2 separate regions of the Mus musculus genome follow, and region 1 is linked to region 2. A link is a loop called in an ENCODE intact Hi-C map of the cell type or tissue named here. Cell type or tissue: left cerebral cortex. All regions are shown on one strand. Links, peaks and the distances in the headings refer to the core of each region. The heading gives the core; the rest is flanking DNA. Region 1 overlaps Hectd2 (HECT domain E3 ubiquitin protein ligase 2). Region 2 overlaps Rpp30 (ribonuclease P/MRP 30 subunit).

The links. A loop is a pair of places that touch in the nucleus more often than their neighbours do. Peaks named below come from ENCODE experiments on the same cell type or tissue, not always from the same donor. Only the 100,000 strongest peaks of a DNase experiment are listed, where the experiment ranks them.
Region 1: it touches region 2 in a loop (2.9-fold over the local background); 5 of 42 quality-filtered maps call a loop at or near these places.

Annotation. Positions count from the first base shown.
Region 1 is chr19:36,554,865-36,564,487 of GRCm38, reverse strand. Hectd2 (HECT domain E3 ubiquitin protein ligase 2) reads right to left here. Exons shown (of 21, transcript NM_172637.3): 1 at 9,573-9,623. Among named protein-coding and RNA genes, the nearest start is that of Hectd2, 5.0 kb to the right of the region's middle. In left cerebral cortex, for the core only: a CTCF peak has its summit at 4,100 (motif pointing right); DNase peaks (open chromatin) are centred at 3,112 and 4,148; H3K4me3 peaks cover 1,124 bases.
Region 2 is chr19:36,094,851-36,104,473 of GRCm38, reverse strand. Rpp30 (ribonuclease P/MRP 30 subunit) reads right to left here. Exons shown (of 11, transcript NM_019428.3): 7 at 4,186-4,302; 8 at 3,636-3,665; 9 at 3,203-3,240; 10 at 2,574-2,653; 11 at 1-138. The coding sequence ends at 29. Among named protein-coding and RNA genes, the nearest start is that of Rpp30, 16 kb to the right of the region's middle. In left cerebral cortex, for the core only: no CTCF peak of the experiment used is centred there; a DNase peak (open chromatin) is centred at 5,326.

The sequences.
Region 1 (9,623 bases), core at 958-8,957, 460 kb before region 2:
GCTCATTGAGAGAAAAATACACTCAAAACACTTCAACCTAGCACACTAAGTAATAGAATTCATTCCCTGGGCAGAGATTGCCCAGAAATTTATTAGAAAGTTCAATATTTCAAGCAGCAGCAAAGTTTTATGTAGTAATTACACTAAAATTTATTTTGCTAATACATTAGGGCCTCCATAGTTTTCTGATCATATAAATATGTATGTAATATGTAAGATTATAGTATTAAATAATCTTAAAAAGTTAAATACAAAAATATTTAGAATACCTGTTCCACTTGTAATAACATGTAATCATATATTTTCAAGCTTATTTTCTTTGAATATTTGAATTACCACTTTCAAAATTTACTGAGGAACAGTATCTGAGTCAAATTTCTAATTTCTTAAATCATATTTTTCTTTTATACACCAGAGAAGGGGTATTCAGTTTTCATTAAGTGCCAATTTCTGTTGTATACAAAATTTTAGTACAATTTACTTTGATTATCCTCCATCCTCCAAAACTGCTTTAGAAGATAGACATTTCTGTTTACACTCTAACGCAATACCTGATAAAGGTATAATTGCCTCTGTTCCATCACACAATGCTATAAGATGGTAACATCTCCCCCCATCTTACAGTCTCTGAAATAAAATATTTTAAATTGAATTTCTAGTGTCTACAAAATCCAACCTTCAGCCTCAAGGAATCAGGGTGGACTACCTATACCTATGATGAGTATAAAAACTACTTTTACAAAAGAATAAATGATTTCCTGAGGTATTCAGTAAAGGCTATTATGTCAAATGAGTAGTGTCTTTATGTTTTAAATTAAAATAAGCAATCCTTAAGATCTCTTGCTTTGTCAATTTCTAAAATAAACTCTCCTAGTTACCAGTCAGGATCATATGAGACATAAGACCTCAAGTGCATTTAGAGTCTGTTGAAGAATTATTTCAGATCTTGAAACCAGGCAAAAATATGCTCTTTTCCCACAGCTAAGATGCTAGATCCAAAGTACTAATTTTACAATCTTCCTTTAAAATATGGAGTCAGCTACTCTTAAGTTGTAAACGTTCTTCTTAAGCTAAATAGCATCAGCACAAAGTAAAATTTTAGTATGAACCATATCTTTTAAAGGATACTAAGAAATAAAGATAACATTCTTTGAAATAATTTTTATTATTACCTAATTGGCACAAGGTAGTTTACTTTCATCTTAACAAGACTCTAAGCCCAAAATAACATTATTTTCCACTATAAAGGTCAATTAATGCAATTAATCTAGAGACACCTGATAACTGACCATCAGTACTGAAGCACTGAGCTCCAGTGTTCACTGACCATCAGAAAGTAAGGCTCTCTGAGATATATTCATTCACTTCAGAACACACACACACACACACACACACACACACACACACACACACAAGCACTGAAGCTTCAGCAAGATACTTTTTTTAGGCTTTAGGTTTGTGTGTACCTCTGTGCATAGGTGTGTACACATTTGTGCAAGTATACCAAGACAAGAAGAGAGCATCAGATCCTCTGGAGCTGGAGTCATAGGAAACTGTGAGCCATCTGACTTGGATGCTGGGAAATGAATTCCAGTCCTCTGGAAGAGCAATAAGTGCTCTTAACCACTGAGCCATCTCTCCAGACCCAAACACTCCTTTTAGAATAAGGTCATAATTCTACATCTAATTATTAAGAATCATGTTGTTCTTTAATAAAAGCATATGAATTAACTTCAAATTAACTACTGTACCTCTTATAACAACTTCAAGAATGATTTTTCAATTCAGCCTAATTAGTAAAATTTCTATTAATTTTATATTTAAATCATACATTCAAATGTATTCATTCCAGTCTGTGATCTGCACACCTGCCCTCCTGGTACTGGGGATGGAACATCATTTTGTGCATGCTAGCAAAGTGCTCTACCATTGGGCTACATGCCCCCCAGCACAACTCTACTCATCCTAAACAATATTTTAACTGTGCCACACTGATCTCTCTTAATGTTGGGATAACAACTTAAAACAACTAGTTATTTATACAAGGCTCACCATAAAACATTTTATCCAGTGCTGGAGAGTTGGCTCAATGGTCAAAGGGCACTTGTTGTTCTTGTTGAAGACCCAGGTCCGATTCCTACCACCACATTGAGGCTTACCACCTCCTTAGGAGAGCACATAAATGGTGTACAAATGCAGACACATAAAATAATAGAATAAAAGACACAAAAATATTTTTAATTCAATTATTCTTTAATTAAAAAATTTTATTAGATATTTTCTTTATTTACATTTCAAATGTTATCCCCTTTCCTGGTTTCCCCTCTGAAAACCCCCTATCCCCTATGTGCTCTCCCCTTCCCCTGCTCACCAACCCACCCACTCCTGCTTCCCTGGCCTGGCATTCCCCTACACAGGAGCATTGAGCCTTCACAGGACCAAGGGCCTCTCCTCCCACTGATGATCAACAAGGCCATCCTCTGCTACATATGCAGCTAGAGCCATGTGTACTCTTTGCTTGGTGGTTTAGTTCCTGGGACCTCTGGGGGTACTGGTTGGTTCATACTGTTGTTTCTCCTATGGGGTTGCAAACCCTTTCAACTCCTTCAGTCCTTTCTCTAGCTTCTCCATTGGGGACCCCGTGCTTAGTCCAATGTTTGGCTCCAAGCATCCACTTCTGTATATGTCAGGCTCTGGCAGAGCCTCTCAGGAGACAGCTATAATCAGGCTCCTGTCAGCAAGCACTTGTTGGCATCCACAATAGTGTCTGGGTTTGGTAACTATATATGGGATGGATCCCCAGGTGGGGCAGTCTCTGGATGGCCTATCCTTCACTCTCTGCTCCACACTTTGTCTCTGTAACTCCTCCCATGGGTATTTTGTTCCCCCTTCTAAGAAGGACTTTGTATCCACACTTTGGTCTTCCTTCTTCTTGAGCTTCACATGGTCTGTGAATTGTATCTTGGGTACTCCGAGCTTTTGGGCTAATATCCACTTATCAGTGAGTGCATACCATGTGCATTTTTGACAGAAAAATATTTTAAAACAAAAATTTAATCCATACATACGACTGTAATGCTAGAGATAAGTAGGTGAAAAACAGAAACCAAAGCTTCCCAGAGTCTTCTCAGCTCCACCCACTTCCTCATTCATCCACTGTTGATCTTTTTCTTCTCAACTCTAAAAATAAGCAAGTTAATTTTAAAATGCAACAGAGAAGTTGCTAATTTTGATAACACTAGGCTATATTCCCCTATGGGGCTATTTTTCTTCTTCAAGAAGAAATTCATCTAAATTCTTACACTGAGGAGTTCAGAGTGCAAGGCACCCTTAATTCTGTGTGGACTGGAACGAGACTGGAACGAGCTCGATCGGAAAAGGCGACAGGTACAGGTCTTGAGGCTTGATACAGAGGGCTGGTGAGAAAAAAGCCCAAATAATAGGAATAGCAAGGGCTGACTTATAATTTCTCACTACAGATGTAGCTTTTTCATGTGCATTATTCTAGATTCCATATCTATTATGTGAGGTAGGTATTAGTATTGTTTTCCTCATTTTATAGACAAAGAATTAAAAATAGCAAAGTGGTCTCACAGTTGACATTTTGGGGGCATTCTCTGGTTCACAATTTATAAGCATGTTTTTCTCCAATTGCTAAATATAGTCAAATTATTTGTGTTCTAAATCCTGAATTAAACATGAATGGGAGAATAAACAGATGTGCATTCTGGCCTTGCAGCCGAAAAAAAAAGAAAAGAAAAGAGTTGAGAGACTTTATGATCCACTCAAAATTAGACACCCAGAATATGTATTTATATAGCTACCAGCCTTCTTTTCTTAACTGAAAACTCTTTAAGTACTATTTTAATCTCTCTTTAAGAGGTTATTTTTACTTTATCAGATTGCTTTGCTTTATATAGAACTTAAAACTACATATTCATAACATTAAAACCAAATGATCATATATCTAGAATATATTTATTTGACATAATATTCCTACATTTGGAAAAAATTGAATTAATATATTGCTGGACCACATCCTCTTTTTCAAATTGGGATTATTGCTTTAGGTGGAGGCTCTTTGTGCCACATCTTGCCACCAGAGAGCGCTCAGAATTGGGGAGAGAATTTTGAAACAACCTTTGCAGCTCAGTATCATTTTACCCTTTGGCAATATACAAGAAATCTGATTCCCACATCTGTCCCAGAAGATGGGATAACACTCTATCCACGAGGTTGTTGTGTGGTTTTCTATTGTATTAACTGACTAAATGACACATGAAAAATGTATAGTACACAATATGCACTCAACAGTTATATTATTTACCTATGCTTTTTTGAAAAAGAGGAGAGACAGACAGACTGACTGATTGACTGACAGACTGACTCACTATGTAGTCTTGACTGTCCTACAGCTCAAGAGTCTGGTCTACCTTTATCTCCCAAAAGTGCTAGGCTGGAAGCATGGACCACTAGATCAGGTCATATGTATTTAAAAAATCTTAGTTTATTAAATTATGTAAGATACATTCACTATTATTTTTTCATTCTCTCCCTACATCACCTCATTTAGAATATGATAGACAAAATGCACAAAAGGTTACATATATAAGACTGTTCAAAATGCTAAGCTGTGCAGAGTTTAGGTAAACACACACACACACAACATTTTTTTAAAATGTTACTGGCTGGATTGTTTTATTTTAATATGCTTCCTCTTCCTCTTCTTCCTCCTCTTCCTCCTCTTCCTCCTTTTTCTGCCTTCTTTTTCCTTCCATCCTCTTCCTTCTCTTCTTCCTCTTCTTCTTCCTCCTGAGAAACTCTTTCTGGAACTGTCTTTTTTCCCCTGTATTAATCCTTCTATCTTTCATTACTGTCGCCGAGGTTCCACACTGTGTGGGTTCTTCTACTCTGTACAGTTAATCCTGTGGTCAACACTCCAGTGGGTGTGCTCACCATCTCAAGCATGAACCACAACCCTCCTTCCTTCACTTTCTTCCTCCTACTTCCTCCAGTTTAACTACACACTACCAACAACTTCATTATGTTGTTCCTCTATTCGAGGAATTCCAAAGGCTTCCCATTAACCACAGTGGAAATGTCCAACCTTCTCCAGCCCTCGAGCATCCTTACATAACTCCCACAAGTCCTCGGCAAGTTTCCATTGGGCTTGTTTTATTGTTACTTAATTTATTTTTCTCTTTAAGGCCTCTCAAGTTATTTTCCCCACTGTTTACATATTCCTTTCGCTCGTTCAGATTCTATCATTCCTTCAATGGCCAGCCAGCTTAAATAATTACCTTTACTTCAAGGCCTTTCTTCATGGCTCTGCACACACTGATCATCTCCATATTGCAAACTGTTTCTGTAGCTTATTGTGGCTTTTTCTGGGGAGGGGGGGAGTTCCAGTGGGCTTTTATTGAGATCAATTAACAAAAAGAGATAAGATTTTACCAACCATCTTTTCTGAACCATGTATAAACTCTGTAAGGACTCTGGTCCATAGACATGTACATACAACGTAACACATCCCAACAAAAACATACTACACACCCCCCTGAACATTTGCCAATTAAACAGAAAGCCAATTTTCCCTTTCCCCTAATTGTTTTCAAAATTTTAAGTTCCCACTGTTTAAAGTAGAACTAACTGGTCCTGTATAACTAGGAACATTAGAATTACTGTGGCTTTTACATACTGATTTGCTTGTTATCCATTAGCCCCAGATCACCGGAGGTGCGACATTCTGGCTAAGCCTTGTCTGTGTTTCTACCCCAGTTAGTGCAAAGCTAAGCATAACATATGTTCAGTGACTGGTAGCTCCATCATGGTCCAGAGGTTCCAGCAAGCCCATTCATACACAACACAAACTTGTCACTCTTGTCCTCTGCACACACCTTGTGTTTTCTCTTAAACGCTTCTACTGCCTACTTGGCACAGTTCCTCATCTTCTATTTGGGGGCAAGCTTCCCTTTGAATTCCAAACTAGGGATGGAAATGTAGCTCAGTGATAGAATGCATGTGCACAAAGCCCTGAGTTTGATCCTCAGCAAAATACACATGTACACACACATACATGCACACTCACGCATGTACACACACACAGTTTAAACTGATTTCACCTCCCTAGTTATATAAAATTTATCTTTTTTGAATCTATTTAATTCCTTGGTATAGTCAATTCCAGTGAGAACCTCTCTTTCCCATTCAGCCCATTAAATACTGAAGGAAGCAATAAAACTCGTCCCTACTTGCCACAGTTAATTCTGTCTCTCCTTTGTGTATTTTCTCCTTTATTTACCATGTTTTTCTAATATTTGTATTAAATCACTAATTTACATATTTGTCTCCATTTCAATCTGCCAGCCTTAGTGAATTCAGTATGTCTAATTTCCATCACCTGGGGCCTCTTGAGCATCTCTCACTGAGACACTTAAACAGCCATCCCTTTCACTAACCCCTGCACCCCATCTTTCATAGAACCACTTTGACAGCTATTGCTAAGCAGATTTGGGATGAGGGTGTAGTTTTAAAACACAGATTGCTGAGCTGTGCTCATAGCTTTTAATTCAGTACATTACAGCATCAGTGTTCACTCTTAGTTTTACCAAGAAGTTAAAAGAAAAATATGTCTCCAGTCTCAGAAATTCTGATTTAAAAAGCTTGCATTTGGGCCGGGCATGGTGGCGCACGCCTTTAATCCCAGCACTTGGGAGGCAGAGGCAGGTGGATTTCTGAGTTCGAGGCCAGCCTGGTCTACAGAGTGAGTTCCAGGAAGCCAGGGCTATACAGAGAAACCCTGTCCCGAAAAACCAAAAACCAAACAAACAAAAAAGCTTGCATTTAGGCCGTCATAGTGCTTCCCAGTTGATTTTTACTGTGCATCAGATTGAAAACTGGTATCTTAGGGTGGGATGTGAGTCAGGACCAACATCCTACCAAAGTAACTCTACAGTCAGTCTCGTTTGAGACCTGTGTCAGGAATCTTCTGAATGGAATTTGGCATAGAGGTAGTATCAGAATTTACAGTTTCTACCATTCTCTCTCCCATCATGGCACCCCTCTTTAAACATTCAGAATATAGCTTATATTTTTTGGCCTTATTAGGATCAGCATAATCTGACCTCTTCTTTATTTTCGTGAGCTGTCACTCTTACTTGTTTCTACACCGTCATAACCATGACACACTAATTTTCTGAGGGAAAAAACCCCACATGATTACAGGGCCACTTGAATTGAAATATAAACTCAAGTTGGAAGGGTGGAGCTATTAATTTGGGCAAAAAGGAAGAATCACTAAAAGGGTCCCCAAAGTTCCTGATGTCAATTAGGATACTAAACAAACCTTGAGTTCTGCTTAAGCCCTACAGAGTTCAGAAATAAACTAGGAGGCAATAAACTGTCTTTCTCTTTCCACCACATTCCATCAAGTCTTCCCCACTCTACTGGAGAATCCGGTCATCCCAGATGCCCTGGCTTTCCTCATCTTCAGATGTCAGCATTTTTTTTCCTTAGGCTTTTTATCATGATGCCTCAAAATTTCAGCTCTGAAAATCCTCTTGAAAAATATGCAATACATACTTGCATTTTCCTCTTAAAATTTCCATTGAAAAATCCAACAGCAGTATCAAGGTCAAAAGAAATTTTAAGGCACCACCAGAAACTGCCTCAGAATCCCAAGTTTTCTATTCCAAACTGTTTTTATCCTCCATGTTCAAAGATTTTTTAAAAATTCTTAAACTATAGGCTCTTTGACTAGTCTACATCCTGAAAAAGAGTGTCTTTGCAATTCACTTGGTAGCACAAATGTGGATGTGCCTTGAAATGCCATAAGGCAAGTAAGAGTTTTTAACCTTATTCCACTGAACAGAACAAACAATACATTGGCTACAGTTTTAGATACTACTGATGCCAGGAAATTGGCCAGGACTTCACTGTAGTTATTACATGTGGTAATACTTAAAAGGATTACTTTCTTAAAATCTGAAAAACTTGAAATTACTAAGACCTATGTGCTTCAGATAACAAATGTTAGACTTCCAGCCACACTGTATCAGCTTCTGTTAAGTTCCAAACCTTTCTTTCAGTTCCACTGAAATTATATGTAAATAATATTGATAAATAATAGACATTATTTGCTATATATAATATATTCTTCACTATATATAAATAATTTGGGGAAAGGTACTTGCTGTTAGACACTAAACTCATAACATTGCTTCTAAAAGCAGATGTTACATTTTCCCTCTTAATAACCACCTTAGGAAAAAACTGCCAAAGCATGGGGTGACAACCAACACCAGGTCACATGTATATGTGACCTCCATACACATATACCCATACTCACACGTATACACACACTAGACACATACCCAGACTTGAAACAAACAAACTACATTGGCATTAAGAAGTCCTACATAAAAAGCTGTGAAAACCCTGTGCACCAACAGACTACAATATGAATGACAAATTGCTTCAAAGCATCTCCCAAGGTAATTCCTAACTACAGCTGCAATTTACCAATCAGTTGTAGTTATCCTTTTAAAATGTGTGTCATTGCTGTCCAAATCTGCTGTGCTGACTTATGATAAAAGAGTTGTCTTTAACAATTTCCAGTTATTACAGGCTTCAGACATTTTTGAAAAACCTACCAAATCATAACATTATTCTGATACTAATACTTTATAAAGAAGAGTGAGCTATTTTAGTAAGTTCCTAGTCATTTAGGAGGGCGGCTTCTAGAAACTAATTGCAAGTAGAAATTTTTTTAAATGTATAATATTCCCCAAACTTTTACTATTTTGTCACGTACAGATGCGTTGACAAGTCATAATCTTTAAATACTTGAAAGCAAACTTGCCCAAAGTATTTAAATACTATGTCAAATAAAAATGTCAAAACCAGAAGTTAATCATAAAGCAACCAGACTCCCAACCACTAAGTACAAACAGGGGGAAGGGAGAGAGGGGATGATGTCCCATGACATCATTTGGCAGTATGGAGTTTGAAGGCTGAGAGCGCCTTCCAAATTAACCCTTGCAAAATCCAGCTGGGAAATTACCACGCTTATTAAGCTTGGATAGCCGAGTTTTAAAAGAAGAAAAAGCCTCGCTCCTTCAAATCACACGTCAGTACCGTATGAAAAAAATAAAAGCATCCAGGGAGGCAACTGCCTCCCACTACCCGGATAGCAACGGAAAGGTCAGAATTAGGAGGAAACTCCTCTCTGAGACTGTTCAACCCGAGGGGAGAAAGGACCGCAAAAGCGAAGGGAAGCGCTGCCTTGGCGCCCACAGGCAGGTTCTCCCACTCAGGGAAAACCTCCCTGACGCCCAACTGGCACCCATGCTCATCCAACAGAGGATGCCGACCCTCAGCAGAAAGTCGGGAGCCAGACCCCCCGAAAACAAGCAAACACCCAGCATCAGGCAGCGGACCCCACTCCCCGAGCGTGGAAGGCGCGGTTCCCAAGTGATGGCCGTTGCCCTCGAGGCGCAACTTCCCTGTTGTCCCCTCTCCAGGCCGCCTTCAACCCACCGCCCAGGGCGCCCCCCGGCCCCCGCCGCACCTACCGCGGCTGCGCCGGCCGTCACGATGGGCGGCAGCTTCTCGCGCTCCGGTTC
Region 2 (9,623 bases), core at 990-8,989:
GGCAGTGCGTGGAGACTCAGGACTCGTCTCAGCCCTCACATTTAGCTTTCTTGCACACTGGAAGAGATTCATCATCTGCTTCTGATGGCCGTGGTTTCTTCACTGTAGAAATAATTCCAAAAGCAGTTTTTCTAGTTTCTGTAAAATAGAAACCACATTGAATAAAGATAGAACAGTTTTACTTGTTTCTGTTTCTTGAGACAGGATCTCACCAAGTAGCCCAGGCTGGCCTTGAACTCCTTACGCGGTCCAGCCAACTCTGACCCTCCTGCTTTAGCCTCCTAAGGGCAGAGATGACAGGTGTTGGTTTAGCCAGCATTACCCCATTTTCTTTGGCCTATAGCCCGGTAAACAGGAAAACCACAGAGAGCTCTCACGGGTGCAGATGCCATTTATGGTCAGTATTTTACCAGCTAGCTCGTTCCTAAGGGTTTCCTCTTAGATAAACTGCAGAGCAGGGATTCTCCATTGCTCTCTCCATGCCATCTGATGCAGTCAGAACCAGCCATAAGCATTGGTCTAGCATCTGCTTTATGTATGGTAAAAAGATCATAAGAGAAATCCCAGGCCCGGGTGCAGGAGTCGCCTGCACTGCTCCCACAGCAGGGGCTGTGGTGAGCTTACTCTACAGCACACACCATCACCCTCACTAGGCTACCAATGTACAATGTACCAACGTCCAGCAGTCATCTAACATGTGTGCTGGCAGAACACAGAATCAAGCTCACGTTTACCAATCCTTTATGTATGCTAATAATGAAGGGAAAAAGAGGGATTGCTTTGTATGCTCCGGTCAGTTTGGCAGTAGAGTTGAACTTCAACTTAGATTTGTTTTAAGTACATATTAACAGGACAGGCACTGTCATATGCAGTATATAAAATCCTTAGCAGTGGTTTTTAAATATTCAAAATGCTGGGTAAGTACATTACAAATAGACATATTAGAATGAAGGCACACAGGACAATCACCGCCTGATGAACTAAGGAACACACTGAAAAGTGACACTGGAGGAAGGGTGTGGTGAGGAGGAAGGAAGAGCAGAGCTGCAGGAGGAGTGGGCTCTGCCTCATTGTGGGCCTCACACTCCCCTCAGGTACACAAACCGTACATGTGCAGACCATGGAAGAAGTCCAGGAGTCGGAGCGAACTGTCTCAGGAGCAAGAGGACTAATGGGAGGTGGTGTGAGGGAGTATGCACAGAAGGACTGGTCTGAGGTTAGGAAGGGAACCTGCACAAGAGGACTAGTTGGGATCTGCGGGGTGTGGGGAGTGTAACTAGTATGCATGAAGGGGACTAATAGCTGTAAGGGGTGTGGAGTGGCAGGGAATATGCACAAGAGACTAACGGGGTGAGAAAGGAGGGTGGAGGGCATGTGCCCAGAGCACATTTATTAGACTTGCAAAAAATGGCCTTATGTAACCTAGTATAATATTTTTACATAACCAATGACGCCCCCCAACCCCTTGGGAAAAACACACCCAAAATACGTAACCGTAGATACATGATCATGTAAACCAAAATAAGAAACATTCTGAGTTATAATAAAAACAAAAGTTATAGACTGAGTTTAGATAGGTGGATTTAAAAAATGATGTTTCTGGGTTGTTTTGTTTTGTTTTGTTGTTGTTTTTTGAGACAAGGTTTCTCTGTGTAGCCCTGGCTGTCCTGGAACTCACTCTGTAGACCAGGTTGGCCTCGAACTTAGAAATTCACCTGCCTCTGCCTCCCAAGTGCTGGGATTAAAGGCGTGTGCCACCACTGCCCATCGACGTTTCTGGTTTTTTTTTTTTTTTACTTAATGGTTTGATGTTTTCGTTTCTTTTCTGTTCCTGTGTAAAATACTCTGATAAGAGCAACCCAGAGAGTAATCAGTTTATTTCAGCTCACAGTGCAAGGGTAGAGTCCATCTTGGAAGGGAGTTCAGGGGCACAGGAGCCTGAAGCAGCTGGCTGCATCCTATTCCCAGCTGAGGAGCGCATGTCTGAGTGCCAGTGCTCAGCTTGCTTTCTCTAGTTTATTCAATCCAGGATCCCTAGCCAGGAAGAGGGTCTTCTCACATCCACTAACCAAACACTCACATTCTCAGGGGCTTACCGAATCTAGATAACCCCTCACAGGTGATTCTGGAACGGGATGGTTCTAGATCCTGTCAAACTAACACTACTATTCCCACTCCTGTTTCTGAAACTTATTTATTTTAGCAGGGAGAAAGACCACCCAGAGAAAAGCAGGAGCGATGTTAAAAGCCTCTGAAAATGTGGGCTGGGGACAGTGTGTAGTTTGAAAGAACACATTCAACAGTCATTCTGTAATGCAAACTACATACAATGCACACACTACATACAATGCACACACTACATACAATGCACACACTACATACAATGCACACACTACAGAGAGGAAGGCCTGAAATGAGGGCAAGGAACAGAATATGGTTAGAACTGGTTGAGAAGACACCCTTATAAGAACTCTGTAGGAAGGATAGTTAAAGCACATATATGCCAATTATCTGATGATAACCTGCCTCTAACGAGACCATTCTGATTTTACTATAAATAACAACATGCTTACCTCCATGGAGAAATACAGCTCTGCAATTTGTGGACACGGCAGCCTTGCCATCATTTTCAGAAAGCCCAAACAGCAGTCCTCTGATAGGGTCATTAAGGACTTCAACCCAGAGTCCGCCAAGGATATGAGACAACACAAACACAAACACAAACGAAGGGCAGCTCACCTGCTCACAGTGGCAGACAGACTTAGCCTGCCTGAGACCTGCACCCAAGAAGTCTCAATTAACTGTTTTGTCCTGTACAGTCCCTTGTCTCTCTTTTCTGCTGCTTAATCCAAACACCAGGAGAAGAAGAAGAAAGCTACAACTAGTTGTTATTGACTTCCGAGGCTGCTGGTCAGTAAACTTACAACTAAATGATAACAAAACACCAGGCTAAATTATAATAGCACTTTTGATTACATTTTTCTAAGGGAAAATTCTAGTTCAACGTGATGGCTCAGAAGAATTGTATAGAACAAATGATCAGCAACTCTGTTTTAACATTTAAGGGTGTCTGTTGGCAACCTGTGGCCTTGGATGGATGCCCAAGACCCGCAAGGTAGAAGGAGAGAACTACTTCCTGAAGTTGTCTTCTGATCAATGCCCAATAGGAACATAGGTTTTAAACAGAATACTGAGAGGATACAAGTTTGCCACGTCATATGGTCCTCTTATTTCCAAAGGCTAAAATGAGAAAAATAGAAAATAAAATGAGATATGAGATGTTATTAACATCTTAATTATTTATAATAAGTACAACTAAGTATCCAAAGATAAGTAAATTTCATAAATTAAGATCCTTATAATTGTGATAAGTTTTTAAAAATATATAATAAACCATATAAAGGGTTGTTTACAAGGTAAAGGGAAAAATAAAATCACTTTATTCTAGTTAATTCACAAATACAAACATGCATAGGCAAAACCCGAAGGCAAAATCAATGGGATACATTTCGCAATTACCATCGGCAAACAGTTACAAGCACTAAGAGGCAGTTCATCTCACTGTCTTGTCAGGTGTTCTAAAAGTGTAGCCAAGCTTTGTAACTGCTGGGACAAAGTATTCCATCTATGCTTACCCTTTCTGCAGCACTGGACAGAATTACATTCTATAAAACAGAAAGTGAGCAATATTAATCTTAGATAATTAATAACATAATTGAAGAATTGTATAGAACAAATGATCAGCAACTCTGTCTAACATTTAAGGCTGAAATACCAAGTTCTATTTTTAAAAGATAAGGTAAACAACGAATGAGAAAGCATCGAAAGCTCTCACTCAAGGCAGCCAATTTAAAAAAAGCAGAATAAACTTTGTAAGTAAATCTTAGTGAGGACGAATTAAAAGCTGTAACTTTAATTCACTCAGAGATAATCAACTATTATCTACAGAAGTCTTTTCATTGTGGCAAACTACAAATCCCTTATCAAAACTAGAGGCTTTCGGCACATCTTTCCTCCCTATCTTACTCCGCCCTTGGGAGGTTTTACAAGATCTCGGAAAGCTCATTGAAACTGAAGAATTTAGTGTTTTGAAAATTTTCTGCTTAAGGCAAGGAATCAGTTGACAGCACGGACACACTACTAAACTGTCAGAAGCAGAAAGCATCCTCTGGGCTGGAACTATACCTTTCCTTTGCAGATCTGCATCAAATTGAGGGCATTGGAGATTGTGTACCTTCTCATCGTTGCATCTCTGATAGCAGGACCATAGACAAGTTCAAAGCCCAGGCCTCGCTCAATTGCCTTTACCAGAAATAAAGAAGACAAAGTATAAACCGTCAAAGACAAGTACATTACCTACTTCCCTCTGAAGTCTCTTTCCACCTCCCTTCTCCCCCTCTGTGCATGTCTCCTACATGGCAAGGGACTGGCTTAAACAAAGGCAGGCCCACAGCTCTGCACCCCTATCCAAAGTGAGCAAACAGACATGAAGGTCTACTTCATGACAGAGCTTATGTCAGTTTGGGAAGCTACCTACACAAACAGGACCTGCAGAGGCAGAGACAGCCAAGTGTGTGCAGTGTGCACGTGCACAGGGCTACTGCTCACCTGGTCCGAAGAAAAGGATGTGTGTGCTTCCCTATGCAGGGAATCTGAGCCAACAGAGAGCCAAGCAACTTGACCCAGGAATGAAAGAAAGGAGATGAAGATCTGAAGGGCCGGAGGAGCGGGAGGGGAACCTCACAGCTACGTCATTTACTACACACAGATGAATAACTGAACAATGACGGCCATGGCTAACAGAATGCTATGTGGGAAGAACAGTGCTACTAAGATAAGCACTGTGGCCAAGATTCACAGACACGTCCTCACCCCACACTATTTAACATTGTTTAAGGTTCATTGAAAGCAAGGGGAAACATGAGGGGGTTTTAGATGGAGGTAAGAATCAGACAGGAACTTGCTAAAGTCACGTAGGTTATAGTGGCTCACTGAATAAGTACGGGGAGGACAACTGGCCCCGTCCAGGCAGGACGGTGTCAGTCTCTGTAGGTGAGCTTCTATGCATCTCACTGCTCGGTCCCCGAGGGACTGATCTCGCAGGCCTGAAGTCACCTAGAGGTATACAACAAAGCTGTTCTCCTTCCTTGACATTTCCTTTTCCACGCTCCACCCCCACCTTTCTTTCACTTTGTCCTCTGGTCTTAAGGCTAGTAGCGTGTAGATTTTCCTACATCTTTTTCCACTTTGAATCCTCTGGCTTGTATTCCTTCTAGGAATGGCATTTGCTGCAACCATCTGGCACTGTAATTACACGGGCACCTCACTTCCTTGCCCAGCTTTCATCTTCTCACAGCTGGTATAACAACTCCTCCTTGTAACTCGAGGCCACGCATGATACCGTTCACTGTGAAATATCTAGGAACTGGGATGAACTTGGTGAAGGAAATCCGAAGGTAAAGAAAAACATTGCTAGCTGACTCCTCAGCTATGTCTTTTGCCAAAATGAATTAGACACAGGAGCTCAGTTCACATTTCCCTACTCTTCTGGCTGCAGACGTAAACCACTGGGCAGTGGGAGGATGGCAGGAAGAAAGGATGTGAGCAATATGGCACTGGATGATCATATCCCTGGGTGCTTCTAGGTGAGTGAATTTAAACTTTTCAACTTGTATGGGAATTACAGGAAAAATAAAAACTCCCTTTGAGAGAGAGGAATGGAGAAAACAGGATAGAAATGCCGGCTTATTTTCTTTCACATATGATTCTGGTCTTGGTACATTAATCAGGTTCACTTTAAAACTGCTAAGAAAACTCTTGAGAAAGAAATTAAAGATAATCTTGTATTGAAGGCTGTTGAGTATTTCTTTCATAAAACTTTACCATTTTAGATGAATAAAAATACAGTCATTACCTGGTCTCCTGTTCCTGAGAGCATTTTTATGTAAATTGCTGAAAGCTCATCATGTGATTGTTCATAATAATGTCTTCACAGAGAATGACAGTGCCTGCCTGATTGGCTTTTGTTCTCATGTCTGAACAGAAGTGCCTGAATAGGCAGATGATGAGGGTTTTTTTCTTTTAAATTTTTTTTCCTTCTTCTAAGAAATAACAGTCACAATGATGTCACCAAGGACAGCATGTGACGCTTGGATCAGGAGATACTAGTAATAAAATTCCATGTATTAAAAACTTAAGCTAAGCTTTTGAGAAGGAAGAATGGAAACTGATAGTTTATTCCAAAGTAGCATGCTGACAGCTTGCCCTAAGAAGAAGGGCCTCCGCTGAACTCAGGATAGACAGCCTTCCAGCATATCATTCATTCAGGTCTCATCATCTCCCAATTCACTGACCAAAGCCACATAAGGAAACAGTGAGTCCCCCTTGCATCTGCTGGTACTGCCTTGCCCCCCCACCACTGCTGTAATCACTTCCATTTATTTCTTCCACGTTCTTCCAGTTTCGTCACATAAATATAAACAACTGTGAATACGTGTCATGTTTTCTTTTTTCTAACTAAAACGTGGCTTATCTTGCCTGATTTGAAGGCCTTTCCATATCAGCTTGTAAGTTCCGTTTTCTTTTATAGCTGCCTAGTACTTATGGAGGTGTAACAGGCACAGTGTTTAGAAAGCCTTTACTAACAGACACGGGCTGTTTCAAATTATCAGCAGGATAAACACTAGAGTGGGATGGCTGGGTACTGTGAGCTGAACTGTGTCCCCATCCATAACAGATATGTTCCATTGCTAACCTGAAGTATCTCAGACTGTAATGTTCACTAGGGATAGGGTCAGTGTAGGTGTGATCAAATGAGGTGACTGGTGCTTTTATACGATAGTCAGGTACACAAAGGGAAACATGTTTACAACAAAGACAGAGAATGGCGCTACTGTGGTCAACAGATCACTACTAGCCAGGACGACTCACATAAAGGCTCTTTGTAGTGTCTGGAGAAAGCACAGCCTGCTCACACCTTGATTTCAGCCATGCTGGCCTTGGAATGGGTAATGTCTCCCATAAGGCCATGTGTTGGTGGCACTGTAGAGCTTATCTACAGGAAGTGTGCTGCTGAGGTTGTAGACCACCCTGCCTCCTGTCCCTTGTCTCTATGTTCCGGTTGCCTTGCAGTCACCAAGTAGCTGCCTGCTGCTGCCTCACCATCCCAACCATGGTGGGCTGTGTCCCCACAATCCTTCTTCTGTGACATTGCTTCTGTGACATTTGAGCAATGAAAATAACTGATATAAACTGAAGGAGGGAAGGAATGTCTTTTGGCCCATGCTACTGAAAAGAATGCCAGGACCCTGGCTTTGTCCTTTATTTTTCTCAATTTTCTGGCCATCGCTAAGTGACAATTGTTGTTTTACTAAATTTTCAATGTGTGTATGGTGTGCATGAACCACACAAGTTTACCATGATGTACTTACTGTTTTGGCACACCTATAGAAAATATGTAAATATATATATTCTGCCCCAAATGAAAATATAGGTACCCGTTTCTAGTTTTCTCTCTCTAATGAACAAATGAATAGGGGCTTTTCTGCTTCCAGAACTGCTCTTTCTGCAGGCTTCTATACCAAATGAAGACTAAATGTAATCTTGTGCAGCCTTTCTGTCCACACCGCCATCTAGCTTTTATTAAACAACACGTGCAAAATGTTCATACCAGAATCATACCATTAAATATTGTATATCCCTCTTGTCAAATTTTTAAATTTTCCAGAATTCTTAAACTGAAAATGTCGGTAGGAATCATGTCAGAAATATCAAGCACTTAACAGCAACTTTTCTGTACTTCAAAGGAGAACTGGCGGGTGGCGGTGTCCTGGTGCCTACCTTACGGGTCACTCTCCTCATGCCACCCTAGCACCCTGCTTCTCTCACGCATATGTGCCTGCCCAACACTGATAACTACCTAATGGCTCACAACATGCATCTTGGCCACGGGGGTTACATACTGTGCACTGCTCATTCCCATACTTTTGACTATTACACGTCACTGTTTCTTCTCAGCCTAGGACACAAAACTATGCATAAGCTCATTCAGGCAAATTGTCTAGAAAATAGGTCTCCTAGTTATTAATGTGAAAATATTGTTAAATATATCAAAAAATATGCACAGTGGGCTGCACTATTTAATTCTGGGAATGCTGTTTTGTGGAAAGCATTGGCAGTCTGAGGCTGATAAAAGAGTAGAGCCAACTTTTAAGGCAGAGATTGCTTTTTGAAGACAGGAAAAATTAAATACATGAGGCCAGTAAGATGACCATAAACTTGGACCCTTTGTACCTAACGGTAGCTAAGTCCCAAGTTCTTGGGAGCTGCTCCCATGTGTGGACCACAGAGGTCATACCTGACAGGCAGGACGCGCACCTGTCTGAGGCCTGTGAGGGAAGCTTGATGGCTTGGCGGCCTTCATTTGATAAGTGAGCTGCTGCATACCATAGATTCCCCACTCCGTGGAGTGGTGACTGGGTATTTAGAGGTGCCACCACCAGCCTGGTTGGGTTCAGGCTCAGCAGCATGCCAGAGAAGCTGTTGGATGGTTTTCTCTATACATTTTGGGCACTTTTCAAAACCCATCTTATCATATACACTTAGGGTTAGAACATAAGTCATCTTACATTTTCCACACCAAACAGACAACTCACTCCCCTCACTGTTGTCGCTAATCCTCAGGATCAAGCAGAAATTCCACAGGAGAAAAGGGAGACAAAAGGGAAGAAGATAGGATTCTACTACAGGTAGTAAGGAAACTGTCCACTTTGAAATAATAGTTGACTCCTGACATAATTAACCTGGGGTTCGGAATGCTTGCTAAATCTTTTTTTTGGATAATAGTTTTTGATAAGATAACTGAGTTCTGGAAGTCACTATGCTAAACAATACTTGTAGGTTTTGGCCAGCGAAGTAAATAGTTCCCAGAGGCACTGACCGCATAACTACCGGATCAGTTACTGGTGTGAGGTAATGCTATCTTTCTATCATGGAAATGGGGGTGGGGGTAGGGGCTGGAGCTGGGTGTGAGACTTAGAAGGCAATATGGCAGATAAAAGATGAAGGTATAAGAAAAAGAGAAAACTATAGATTAGGATAATGAGGAAAAAGTCTATGTCAAGAGGAAGAAAAAAATATCCCCGACCTGGCTACCCCGTTGTAACAGTTCTTCTGGGAGCCAGCGCGCTTCAGTGCACACTGTCATCTCACTCACCACTCCCTGCTGACTTCACACCATTTCATTTTGTATCTCAAGGACTTTCTGCGTCTTTACCTTTTCTTTTCCATCTTAATACTGACGTTTAAGTATCTCTCATTATTAAATATTGATTTGAGAAATATTTATCATACATTTTAGTTCCTAAGCTTTTCAAAATACATCTCAATAGTTAACTGACTCCTTCCTTGCTTTTTGGGACAAGGTCTAAGTGCTCTGCTGCTGGTCTTGAACTTCTAGCTTAATCTTGAGTAGCTTGGAGTGTCAACACACTCAGCTAGGATGCTTTCCTTTCCTGTGTGTGTGCTCTCACATGTGTGTGTATGTGTGCCACGTATGGGAGCCAGAGGTAGACATCGAGGTGTTCCTCAATGCTTTTTACACTGTCTACTGAGGCAGGGCCTCA